4 separate regions of the Homo sapiens genome follow, and all the other regions are linked to region 2. Evidence: chromatin contacts called from ENCODE Hi-C or POLR2A ChIA-PET data. All regions are on one chromosome and are shown on one strand. Each heading gives the region's core, a stretch centred on a gene start or an enhancer-like site at or near the end of the contact. The rest is flanking DNA. Distances are from core to core; before and after follow the strand shown.

Region 1 (2,940 bases), core at 310-2,809, 310 kb after region 2:
ACGCCTGTAATCCCAGCACTTTGGGAAGCCAAGGCTGGTGGATCACGAGGTCAGGAGTTTGAGATCAGTCTGGCCAACATTGTGAAACCCCCGTCTCTCCAAAAAAAAAAATATATATATATATAAATTAGCCGGGTGTTGTGGGCGCCTGTAATCCTAGCTACTCGGGAGGCTGAGGCAGGAGAATCGAATGAAACCAGGATGCAGAAGTTGCAGTGAGCCGAGATCATGCCATTGCAGTCCAGCCCGGGCCACAATGCAAGACTCCGTCTCAAAAAAAAAAAAAGAAAAAGAAAAAAGAAAAGAGAAACAGTGTAGCAGAGGGAAGGCCAAGTGCAAACGCCAGGAGTCTGAACTTGGAGGGACAGGTTCTTCCACACTTGCAACAGAGGTCTCCTGCCTCCCTGACCGCCCCGCCCCCCGCGCCCCTGTCTGTGTGAGGAAATCAAATCTCAGCTTGCCTAGGGCCCTGTGGCAGGGAGGCCCCAACTTCACCCCATGGGTCTTGGGTCTGCTGAGCTGAGTCAGAGAAAGGTTTATTATCCCCATTTTACAGAGGCTTATTGTCCAAAGGCGAAGCCACTTGCCCAGAGTACATGCGGTGGGCCAGCGACTATGAAAACCCCTGGGGCTGTCCTCTGTTCAGGGATCGCCCAGGCTCCCTGCCCCTGCGCGCTGCTGAGACTGGGTCATTTTCGGTTCTACCAGGCAAGCGGGGGACCCAGCCCCCACTGCTGCTGCCCTCAGCCAAAACCAGGGCTGCGCCACCACCCACCCGGCCTATCTCCCATCTTATCTCCCCAGCTCTGTCGCCTGACCCCTGCACCCCACCAAATCGCAGCCTTTGCCCGGTGCCCTCACCGCCTCGGTTGGCCCCCGCGCGCGCCTCGGGCGAACCCCTGGACTGGCCCTCCAACAGGGCCCCAGACTCGGGGTACCCAGGGTGGCCGCTGAGGCCTGGAGAAATCTGGGCCTCCCCTGTGCACCATCCAACTGCGCGCCCCAGAGGCTCAGGGCGCCCCGGGAGTGTGGGGGTGTGGACAGATGAGCAGAGCCAGAGCATCTCGGGCAGAAGAGGGGACCTGGGAGGGGGCCGGGGAGACAGACAGCGAACAGGGGTGAAGCCGGGGCCGGACGGAGCGCGCAGCGGACAATACTGGGTTCAAAGGGGAGAGATAAGGCGCAGACTAGAAACGCTAGGCTGGACCCGGGCCAGGCGCGCCGCGGGGCAGAGATGGGCGGAGCGGGAACGGGGGCGGGGGCGAGAATGGGGGGGCGGGGACGGGGGCGGGGATGGGGTGCGGGTGCGGGGTCGGGGGCCAGGGAGAGGCCTAGTTGCGTCGAGGGGGGCAAGCGCCTGGAGGACCCGGCGCCCGCTCCAGGCCCTGCCCCTCCAAGTCCCCCGCCCCGCGCCAGGCCCCGCCTCTCCAGGGCCCCAGCCCCGCGCCAGGCCCCACCGTTCCGGGGCGCGTGCCCCGCCCAGGCCCCGCCCCCACGGCCCCGCCCCGGGCTCCCCCCACTCAAGCCTTTTTTCCCCTGCTGGGGGCCGAGGCCCGGCCAGGAGCAGAGTCCGGCTGCCTGGGGCGGGCGGCGCGTGTCTGCAGCTGCTCCGGGTAGCCCGCTAGGCGCGCCGTCCCCAGCCCCGCCGCCGGCCCTCGGTGCGCCCGGCCGCCTGCACCCCCAGGTAAGCGAGCACCCCGCGCCGCGAACACCGCCCCGAACGCCACCCTCACGGCGGTCCCCGGCCCCGCCTCCGCGGCCATGGCGGCCCCAGCCCGGCCCCCACTCGCAGCTGGGCTCCAGCCCCCATCACCCCGCCGGGGACTGTCCCCCTCGGGGCTTCCCATCATGGCCGTCTCCCCGAGCTATCCGCGCTCCCCCACGAGGGCCGGGGCGCAACGGGTGCCCGAGGACGCGGCTGTGAAACGGGCTGGAGCGAGTAGGGGCGATCCTGGCCTCGTGACGCGGGGGAATCCGGATGTGTGAGCCGGGGGAGCGCCCCGTTTCCCCGACGTGCCAGGGCTGGGGACGCAGCTGGGGCCCTGGCCTCGGAGTCCGCAGCCCGGCCGCGTAGACGGCTTCTGAGAACCGCTTAAACACGTCATTCCAAGCCCGAGCTAACCCATCAGGCGGCCGGGGTGAGGTGGAGGTGCCCAGGCGGGGATAATGTCATTTGGCCTGGTTGGACCAGCCAGCGAGGGCTTTTTAGGCCCAGGGCCTAGCCGGGAGTGTGTGCGGAGCAGAAAAGAGGCCAGCCTGGCTGAAACGCGGAGAGGGAGGGTCTGAGGTGGAGAGAGGTTGGCCGGGGCCTGGGAAGCGGCGAGGAGAGTGTGGAACCCGTTCTCGGGGCGGTGGGGACCAGGGAGGCTTGGAACAGCAGGTGCATGGCGTGATCGGATTGTGTCTTAAGAACATCCCGTAGCCGCTGTGGGTAGGAGAGATGGGGATACTTGGAAGGGGGCTTCTGGCTTGACCTGGCTGGAAGGTGTGATAGGAAGTGGGTGAACTGAAAATTCGCTTTGGCAGAGTAACATCGTCTAATTCTGTCTGTTTGCAAGTGGAGCGTGGGGGACCGATGTTTCTCCTGGGTAGTTAGGAGTATATAGAAGAGGCTTTCATTGCTGGGTTGGGAGACTTGAGGAGAAGCTGCTCTGGGGGACACAGGAAGGTGGGCAGGGGGAGAGGCTGTTGTGGTTTGCAAAACCTACCAGATGGGGGAATGCTCCCATCGACTCCAGTCTGAGCTCAGGCAAGGTCTCAGGCATCTGAGCGCAGAGGCCAGGGTGACCCCACTGGGGCGACCTGGGTCTGTTATATGGGGATAGGGTTCCTGGACTGTGGAATTGTCTTTGAAGCCCTCGGCCTCCCCCAGCCTCAAATGGGTCTGCCTTCCAGGAGCAGCTGCTGTGAATAAACACAGAAGTGGAGCTGGGGGACTGA
Region 2 (3,161 bases), core at 589-3,088:
TGCACTCCTGTCATTGTCTAACACCGTCCATTAGGGCCAGACATAGTGGCTCATGCTTGTAATCCCAGCGCTTTGGGAGGCTCAGGTGGGAGGATCGCTTGAGCTCAAGAGCTTGAGACCAAACTGGGCAACATAGTGAGATCTCATCTCTACAAAAACATACAAAAAAAAGTTGGCCAGGTGTGCTGATGTGTGCCTGAGGTCCCAGCTACTAGGCAAGCAGAGGCAGGAGGATTGCTTGAGCCCAGGACCCAGGAGGTTGAGGCTGCAGTGAGCTGTGATCACACCACTCCACTCCAGCCTGAGCAACAGAACAAGACCCTGTTTTTCTTTCTTTTTTTTTTTTTTGAGACGGAGTCTGGCTCTGTCACCCAGGCTGGAGTGCAGTGGCGCAATCTTGGCTCACTGCAACCTCCGCCTCCTGGGTTCAAGCAATTCTCTGCCTCAGCCTCCCAAGTAGCTGGAATTACAGGCGCCTGCCACCATGCCCGGCTAATTTTCGTATTTCTAGTAGACACGGGGTTTCACCATCTTGGCCAGGCTGGTCCTCTCCTGACTTCGTGATCCATCCGCCTCGGCCTCCCAAAGTGCTGGGATTACAGGCGTGAACCACCATGCCCGTAACCTTTTATTTCATGTGACCAAGTAACACCCGTGTGCCAGAATCAAGGATGAGTCTCATGTTCTCAGAGCAGAGGCACAGAAGGCTGCCTGGAAGACGGAAAGGTAAAGACCTCAGCTATAACTCTACACTTGTGTGTGCTCCACCCACAAATCGTCACCAGAGGAGTTCCGACAAGCCGGTAACTCTCATCCCAAAGTGTTCCCTCGTTGGACCAGAAGCTGGAAGGGCACTTGGCAGAGTCTGCCTGGCCCTGGCCACCTCCCGGGTGTCCGCAAAATCAGAACTTCCTTCTCGCATCTAAGAGCAGAGGGAAGCCGCTCTTGGGGGGATCCCTGGGTTCCAGATGGGACATTTCCCCAGCACCCGTCGGACCACTTAAAGGAGTGGTTTAGGCTGCCGGGGGCCCAAGCACTGGCACCTAACCCCAGCGCCCCTCCTCAGATAGGAATTCTCCACGTCCAGGCGCTGGGCTCACGTTCCGGGTGCGAGAGAGATAAGGGGGGTGTCTTGAGGTTCTATGTGGGTCTGGCCAACAACTCTGGCCTTGACCTTGGCCCCGTCGCCGAGGGCAGGGGTCACACCGCTGGGTTCCCATGGCCGTCCCCTCCCCCCTGGCTTCGGCCAACTCTGAGCCTGCTGGGGCTGGCAAGAAGGGAAAGGGCTCTCGACGGAGCCTAATTACGGTGAGGAGGCGGCACCCCGCTGCCAGCAGGAGGCTAGGAGGTAATTAAGCACAAGAGGAATCCTAATAAAGCACCATCAGTGAGGAAGGCATTCCGAAGGGACGCCCAAGCCGACCGTGAAAAGCGAGGAGGCTGAGGCTGCACCGCCGTGGAGACCAGGGATCGACTGCCGCTTTGGGAACGAGGTTCCAGGAATGCGCATGCGCAAAAGCCACGCGGGCGAACACGGCTTCGCCTCGCTAAGCATGCGCGCCGTTTTCCCCGCCCACCGTCCTCAGAAGAATGGTGTTTCCTCGCAGCGCCTCTCTCAGGAGCGATCGGGAATTGGCGCATGCGCACTACGGTGGTGGTGGCGACGAAGGCGGGGGTTGCACGTTGCCTGCCTCGAGCTCTAGGTGGCGTCATCCTTCGGGCTGAGCCGAAGCACGCACGCGCGGAGGTTCGCACGCGGAGAAGGGCGGGTGCGCGCCGCGGGCATGCGCGGTGCGGGGCGAGACGGCGGCTCGACGGGGTCATCCGGGCGCAGGCGCAGTGCGGTGTTTGTCTGCCGGACTGACGGGCGGCCGGGCGGTGCGCGGCGGCGGTGGCGGCGGGGAAGATGGCGGCGTCCTCCCTGGAACAGAAGCTGTCCCGCCTGGAAGCAAAGCTGAAGCAGGAGAACCGGGAGGCCCGGCGGAGGATCGACCTCAACCTGGATATCAGCCCCCAGCGGCCCAGGCCCAGTAAGCACGGCGGCGTGGGGGAGGGGGCGGGCGGGCGGGGCGGGGCGCGCGCCGCGGGAGGCCCCGCCCCCACCACAAGGCCCCGCCCCCGCTTCCGGGGCGCTCGCTCTCCTCTCCGCCCCCCCCGCTGCGGGCTCGCGGGGCGAGGGTCACGGTGACCCGGGGGGCGTGGAGCCGGCGAGCTCCGGGGGGTTCGCACCCTCAGGGCTTGGGAGCCCAGTTCCCGGACCCAGGCGAGGCCCCCAGCTGATGACCCGCCCCCATCGCCGTGATCCTCTGGGTCGGGCTTCCCCGACTCCACGCGACAGTGACCACATCCAGGTCGCCCCGAAAACACAGACACGTCCCTGTTGACCTGATGCTACCACTCTCGTCATCTCAGGGACTGTCTGGCGCCCCCCTCCCCCGGCCTGGGGGCTTGTCAGCCCCGTGCAGCGACGATCTACGCACACGCGCACGCCTGGCTCGGGGACACCTGAGGTTACTTGACCACATAGAGCCCCTCCCCATCTCTTCTGACCCGAGGATTCTCCCTCTCGCTCTCCCTGTGACCGTGTCTGAGGTGGGGGGACGGGAGGGGGTCCCTTCTCCCCCTCTTGGCGACAGTGACCATGGCATTGGGCTCAGCAGACCCCCTCCCACATACACCAGGCCCCGCAAATCCCTGTGACCAGTTTCACTGCCACCATCTTGGTGAGCGTGTGGTGTCTGACCTCCAGAAATGCACATCGACCCCCAGCCAGCCCGGTGACTTTGTCACCTGTGTTCAAGTGATGGCTCCCCTTCCCTTCACACCCACACCCACCTGACCTGGGGACACCTGGGGCCAGTGTGACTCTAGGCCTGCTCCCGCCGCGCCCCAGCATACATCCACCTGCTTTCTGATCAGTCCCACCACCTCGGTACCTACCTCCCTGACACCTTGTCATCCTAGATCAGTACCTCTCGCTTCACACACACCTGGCCTGGGAACACTGACCATATCTAGTCTCCCGGCTTTTTCCCCAAGATCCTGGTCTCTAAATCCTCTGGGCTGGAGGAAATTAGATTTTCAAACCCTGTGAACACCACCCCTGACCCATGATCCTTTTTGTGTCTTTCTTGACCCAGTAAAATTCTCTCTTGTCTCCT
Region 3 (2,933 bases), core at 408-2,907, 410 kb before region 2:
CTACTCAGTAGGTGATGTGGAGCCTTCTGAAATAGGTCATCTTCACTACTCAGATCTTTTTTCTTTTGGAGACAGAGTCTTGCTCTGCTCCCCAGGCTCGAGTGCAAAGGTGTGAGCTCACTGCAACCTCTGCATCCCAGGTTCAAGCAATTCTCCCGCCTCAGCCTTCCAAGTAGCTGGGACTACAGGCACGCACCACCACATCCGGCTAATTTTTGTATTTTAGTAGAGACGAGGTTTCATCACTTTTCCCAGGCTGGTCTCAAACTCCTGAGCTCAGACAATCCACCCAGCTCAGCCTCCCAAAGTGCTAGGATCACAGGCGCGAGCCACCACGCCTGGCCTCCCTTATATCTTTATTTTACCTGCTTTTCAGAAATTGCTTGTTCCTGTTGTTTTATTTATTTTTACTTGTAATTCCTTTCCAGCCCCATTATAATGGCAAAACACTGCAATCTGAATGTTCAACTCGGGGGAGATTTGTTAACCCACCCCCCCAATCATAAGATATTTGAATGGAATCTAAATGCCTAGCCACCAGTACACCGCCTGGTACAACCTGAATGTCTACCTATAAGAGACTGGTGGGGACAAGCTAAGAGTCCAGACTCAGGGGCATGGATGGCATAACCTAAATGTTCAACCATATGGGACTTGATTGGAACTAAAAACTGTCCAGCCATAGGGAGAGTCTTGCAATATCCTAAATCCCCACATGAGATTGTTTGGGACAACCCAGGGACCAACTACAGTGGCCCGGTCAGATCCTAAATGTCCAAACATGGGAATCTGTTTGGTATGTAAACGTCCAGCCAGGCTGGGTTGGCAGAGACGATCTAAATGACCAACTGGGGTTTTGTTGGAACCCATCGCTGCTTAGGCATGGCAGGGCCCAGGCCATGGCGTGTTCTTTGGTCTAGGTTGGCTGAAACAACCTAAATGCCCAACTATAGGGAATCTGGTTGGAAGTGAATGTCCAGCCACAGGGGAGCCCTGCAACATCCCAAATCCCAACACGAGATTGTTCAGGACAACTTCAGTGGCCTGGTCGGATCCAAAACGTCCAAACACGGGAATCTGGCCAGTGTGTCAATGTCCAGACAGGTTGGGTTGGCAGAAACTATCTAAATGTCCAACGCTGGCCAGACGCGGTGGCTCACGCCTGTAATCCCAGCACTTTGGGAGGCCGAGGCAGGTGGATCGCTTGAGGCCAGGAGATCGAGACCATCCTGGCTAACACGATGAAACTCCGTCTCTACTAAAAATACAAAAAAATAGCAGGGAGTGGTGGCGGGCGCCTGTAGTCCCAGCTACTCGGGAGTGCTGAGGCAGGAGAATCGCTTGAACCCGGGAAGCGGAGGCTGCAGTGAGCAGAGATCGCACCACTGCACTCCAGCCAAAATAAATAAATACATAAATGTCCAATGCTAGGGCACCGCATTTGAGCCTAGCTCGGACGGGGCCTCTGCGACGGAGTATCCTGGGCGACCCCGTCCCCTCTCTGGCCCGTTTCCCAGTCTCTGAGCTTGGGCCAAACTCTAGGACCTCCGGCCCCGGTCCGCCCCTGCCTCACCAGGCGGTCCCGGCCCCTGTACGACTCCAGCGCCGACGCCAGGCCGCTCAGCGACGCCATGGCAACTCCGTGACGTCACCGCGACGTCGGCGCGCCGCGCCAGGGGGCGGGGCCAGGCCGGGGTACCGGGAGCGCCCCAAAGGCTTGCGCGCAGGCGCGGCCGCAGGCCTTTGTCCCCCTGACCGGCTTTTTGTCCGCTGTAGGGGAGGGACAGAGTTTGCAGAGGTGGGGCCGACACGTGTGTGCTCTCCAGGCCTGCAGACCCTGGATCATCCTCGGAGTTTGCTGCATTCTGCCCCACGGCGGTTTGGCCAACTACCCACGCACAAAAAAATATATTTCTAAGTTTAACCAACTACCCACACGCTCCAAAAATATTCCAAGCAAAACCACCAACCTGTTCGCAGTGGTTCAAGGAGAGATTTTCCTTTTTAGTTTTTGTGCTTCACCTTTTCTGCACTGTCTGCCTGCCCGTAGTGAGCAGGAATGACTGCTGTAATATCACAACAAGGCATCTTTCGACGTTAAGGAAAGACGTTATCTTTGGACGTTAAGAATTGTTCTAGAATACATAAATAAAAAATAAAAATGCACAATTCAGTGACATTAGTACATGCACATGTTGGACAACCATCACCCCTTGCTAGTTTCGGGGTATTTTTATCACCCCCAAGAGAGACCCCCGTAGGAGACCAGCATATGCCCCTCTGAAATATGCGACCTTGGTGTAGGATTATTTTGAGCTGAGATCAATGAAGCTGATACCGGAAAAGCTCTCTGTTCTTCCCTGATTTGCCTCAAAGCAGGACCTAAAGGTACAAAGGTGCCCTCCTCCCCTCTCTACCAGGAAGGACAAAGGTTGATCACCAGGGACACCTTTAGACTCTTGTCTGGAGACGTCTTTTTTTTTTTTTTCTTTTTTTTTGAGACGGAGTCTTGCTCTGTCCCCAAAGCTAGAGTGCAGTAGCGCCATCTCTGCTCACTGCGTCCTCCGCTTCCCTGGTTCAAGCGATTCTCGTGCCTCAGCTTCCCAAGTAGCTGGGATCACAGCTGTGCACCACTGTGCCCGGCTAATTTTTGTATTTTTGGTAGAGTCGGGGTTTCACCACGTTGGCCAGGCTGTTCTCAAATTCCTGGCCTCAAGTGATCCGCCCGCCTCGGCCTCCCAAAGTGCTGGGATTACAAGCGTGAGCCACCGCACCCGGCCTCAATGTCCTTTTCCTTCGTCTTGTCACTTCTCCAAAAATTTGCTGCTATATGTTGAAGGTGCTATATAAGCAGGAGTTATATAAGCTATATAAGCCACCTCATTTCTCTTGGCATCTCCCATGTACACATAAGGTACACATGTTAATAAATT
Region 4 (3,043 bases), core at 1-2,500, 350 kb before region 2:
GTGTAGGACGGTTTTGAGGCCTTCCTCTTTCATCCCAAGTCTGTTCCTGCAGGATCATGCGCGCACAGCCCAGTGTGGTGCTGAGTGCGGCGCACACGGTGGCAGCCAGGATGTCGCCCTTCGTGCGCCAGATGGACTTCGCCATCGACTGGACTGCAGTGGAGGCGGGACGCGCGCTGTACAGGTGCAGCTCCCACCGCGCTGCTCAGGCCCGGCCTAGGGGTGGGGACCTGGGGGTGGTCAGACCTTGCTGACCTCCACGCCCACTCAGGCAGGGCGACCGCTCCGACTGCACTTACATCGTGCTCAATGGGCGGCTGCGTAGCGTGATCCAGCGAGGCAGTGGCAAGAAGGAGCTGGTGGGCGAGTACGGCCGCGGCGACCTCATCGGCGTGGTGAGCGCGACCCCCACCCACTGACCTCTGGCCTTTTCCAGGCCAGTCCCTCGACAACTCACACACATCATCCCGGGTAATCCAGGGAGTGGTGAATGCAGCTCCCGACCTCTGAGGTCACCCAGTCCACTCCCCGCCCAGACCTCATTTCGTTGGAAAAAGGGGATTCCGCCTGTCGTGGATCCCTGTCCTCTCCCTCTCCCCAGAGCTCTAATGGGTAGCGAGCGAGGCTTGCTTCCCTACACCCCCATTGCAGGGGAGCCCTAGATGGGGCAGTACAGCCCCCTTTCCACCCATCTTCGGCCTCCTCATTCCCCACCCAAGCAGCCCCAATCATGCACGCGGCCCCCCAGGTGGAGGCACTGACCCGGCAGCCGCGAGCCACGACGGTGCACGCGGTGCGCGACACGGAGCTGGCCAAGCTTCCCGAGGGCACCTTGGGTCACATCAAACGCCGGTACCCGCAGGTGCGGCCTGTTGTGGGCGGGGCAGAGAGGCGGAGGCGGGACTCCGGGGGGGTGGGGGCCGGGCCTAGTGTGTGGGCGGGGCTTACAGAGGGGCGGGGTCGAGGGAGGGGCCGAAGCGAGAGAGTGAGGGCGGGGGCTCTCGGGGGTGGGACCCAGGTAACGGGCACCCAGGAGCCCCGGCATAGGAGGGAGAGGTGGGACCTGGACAGCCGCTTCCCAGGTCTCACTGAAATGCCGGCCTCCAACGCCCCCAGGTCGTGACCCGCCTTATCCACCTACTGAGCCAGAAAATTCTAGGGAATTTGCAGCAGCTGCAAGGACCCTTCCCAGGTGAGAGCCGGCCGGCCCAGAGCGTGCTGGGAGATGTAGTCCGGCGTCCAGAGCATGCTGGGAGGGAAGCCTTCTTTCCTGAGGGATGCTGGGAAATGGAGTTCCGCGAAGAAATCGTGCCCCTGAGGGTTTCAAACCCTAAGTAGGACCCAGGTGCAGAGCATTCTGGGGAATGGAGTTCGTGTTCCTGAGCATGCTGGGAAACGAAGTCCTCGACCCCTGGCGTGCTAGTTAATGGGCTCGAAAGTAAATCAGTGGTGCCGGGGAGGGAGTCTTAGGCGGTGGACTTGGCGTAGTCTGCCCGGGAGTCAGGGCTTGCTGGGGAAGTCCACGGCCTGGACGTTGAGAGAAAGGGAGTCCTAGATCAGAATATGATGGCAGGGCCGTCATGGTGGCTCATGCCTGTAATCTCAGCACTTTGGGAGGCTGAGGCAGGAGGATCGCTTGAGCCCAGGAGATTGAGTTTGAAACCAGCCTGGGCAACATAGTAGGACCCCCGTCTCTACAAAAATTTCAAACATTAGCTGGGCTTGGTGACACATGCCTGTAGTCTCAGCCACTCAGGAGGCTGAGGCGGGAGGATTGATTGCTTGAGCCCGGAGGTCGAGGCTGCAGTGAGCCGTGATCGTGCCACTGTACTCCAGCCGGGATGACAGAGCTAGAACCTGTTTCAGAAAAAATAAAACAGCAAACAAACAAAACTCCCCATACCATGATGGAAAATAGTCTGTGGATTGTTGTTTAGGACTCTGGGCACCTCGCCTTCTGAAGTTACAGCTTGCTGGGAGATGTAGCCCCCTGTTTCAGCCTGTGGCTTCAGTGAGCTAGAACAGAATGGGGCGTGCGGTGGGGTTGGAGGCCTGCTGAAATGAGGGCCTGAGTTTCTACATTGTGGTGGCCAGATTCTGGGCCAGCCCAGCAACCTAGATACCCCTTTTCCCTCCAGGGGTTCTACCCAATTGGCCCTGAGCCCTAGATCCCCCAAGGCGGGGGCAGGGCGGTAGTGGCAGAAAAGACATCATTAAGAAATTACAGAGGCCTGGGGCGGTGGGTCACGCCTGTAATCTCAGCACTTTGTGAGGCTGAGGCAGGTGAATCACTTGAGGTCAGGGGTTCGAGACCAGCCTGGCCAACGTGGTGAAACTCATCTCTACTAAAAGTACAAAAATTAGTCGGGTGTGGTGGTGGGTGCCTGTAATCCCAGCTACTTGGACGGCTGAGGCAGGAGAATCGCTTGAACCGGGGAGGCAGAGGTTGCAGTGAGCCGAGCCTACGCCATTGCACTCCAGCCTGGGCAACCAGAGCAAAACTCCATCTCAAAAAAAAAAAAAGAAAGAAAAAAAAAAAGAAAAGAAAAGGAAAGAAATTACAGATAGAGAATACAATATCTAGAAGACAAAAGAGGGTCATCTTGCCGTGTGGCTGAAAGAGGGAGGGAGGAAGGGAGGGAGAAAGAGGCTTTTCTAAGGACAGTGAGCTGAGACTTGACAACTAAGATGGGGCCAGACATGAAAGAGAAACCAGGGGTGCTGCACAGGAGGCTGGTGGTTTTGAAGCACTGAGGAGGAAAGCGATCAAGGGGAGAGGTGATGGGGGTTGGGGGGTAAGTCACATAGGGGCTAGGGGCTGTGGACAGGCACTTGAGCTTATTTAGATTGTTATTGTTAGATTGGGGAGGAAGGATTCCACCAGTAAGGAGGCAACAAGAGGTCTAGGCAAGATATGGGAGTTGACAGCTGGTCTAGGCTGTTAGTGGAGAAACTGGGAAGCAACAGCTGGGTCAAAAGTAGCTTTTCTTTTCTTGTCTTTGTCTTTTCTTTTATTTTCTTTTTAAGACAGGGTCTCGCTCTG

The links. A loop is a pair of places that touch in the nucleus more often than their neighbours do. ChIA-PET counts read pairs that join two places held with the same protein, here RNA polymerase II (POLR2A). Pooled maps may share reads with other maps.
Region 1: a loop to region 2 is called in a map with no recorded cell type, with 13 times the contacts of the local background. The contact joins the promoter of CERS4 here to the promoter of MAP2K7 in region 2. A Hi-C loop is called at or near these places in 2 of 37 single-sample maps with no recorded cell type and 6 of 50 pooled maps. POLR2A ChIA-PET finds 5 or more read pairs at or near these places in 3 of 52 experiments (Caco-2, activated B cell and naive thymus-derived CD8-positive, alpha-beta T cell).
Region 3: a pooled map shows a loop between it and region 2 (5-fold over the local background). The contact joins the promoter of PEX11G here to the promoter of MAP2K7 in region 2. A Hi-C loop is called at or near these places in 1 of 37 single-sample maps with no recorded cell type and 4 of 50 pooled maps. POLR2A ChIA-PET finds 5 or more read pairs at or near these places in 2 of 52 experiments (PC-3 and activated CD4-positive, alpha-beta T cell).
Region 4: a pooled map shows a loop between it and region 2 (11-fold over the local background). The contact joins the enhancer-like site here to the promoter of MAP2K7 in region 2. A Hi-C loop is called at or near these places in 1 of 37 single-sample maps with no recorded cell type and 10 of 50 pooled maps. POLR2A ChIA-PET finds 5 or more read pairs at or near these places in 4 of 52 experiments (A673, H1, Panc1 and 1 more).

The regions. Positions count from the first base shown.
Region 1 is chr19:8,207,811-8,210,750 of GRCh38, forward strand. CERS4 (ceramide synthase 4) reads left to right here and starts at 1,560. Exons shown (of 12, transcript NM_024552.3): 1 at 1,560-1,684; 2 at 2,896-2,940. RefSeq lists a silencer at 1,241-2,160.
Region 2 is chr19:7,902,039-7,905,199 of GRCh38, forward strand. It overlaps MAP2K7 (mitogen-activated protein kinase kinase 7), which reads left to right and starts at 1,839. Exons shown (of 11, transcript NM_145185.4): 1 at 1,839-2,030. The coding sequence starts at 1,907. LOC124904630 (a long non-coding RNA gene) reads right to left here and starts at 1,476. Exons shown (of 2, transcript XR_007067121.1): 1 at 1,383-1,476; 2 at 1-711. RefSeq lists enhancers at 1,116-1,693, 2,342-2,881 and a silencer at 2,051-2,400.
Region 3 is chr19:7,487,378-7,490,310 of GRCh38, forward strand. PEX11G (peroxisomal biogenesis factor 11 gamma) reads right to left here and starts at 1,658. Exons shown (of 5, transcript NM_080662.4): 1 at 1,574-1,658. The coding sequence starts at 1,633. RefSeq lists silencers at 1,405-1,464, 1,515-1,844.
Region 4 is chr19:7,550,246-7,553,288 of GRCh38, forward strand. It overlaps PNPLA6 (patatin like domain 6, lysophospholipase), which reads left to right. Exons shown (of 32, transcript NM_001166114.2): 15 at 53-184; 16 at 272-395; 17 at 749-862; 18 at 1,117-1,192. Among named protein-coding and RNA genes, the nearest start is that of PNPLA6, 16 kb to the left of the region's middle. RefSeq lists enhancers at 1-403, 404-1,095. Within about 2 kb of position 1,251, at least 8 of the 41 ENCODE cell types and tissues checked have a DNase peak (open chromatin) inside an H3K27ac peak, as active enhancers do.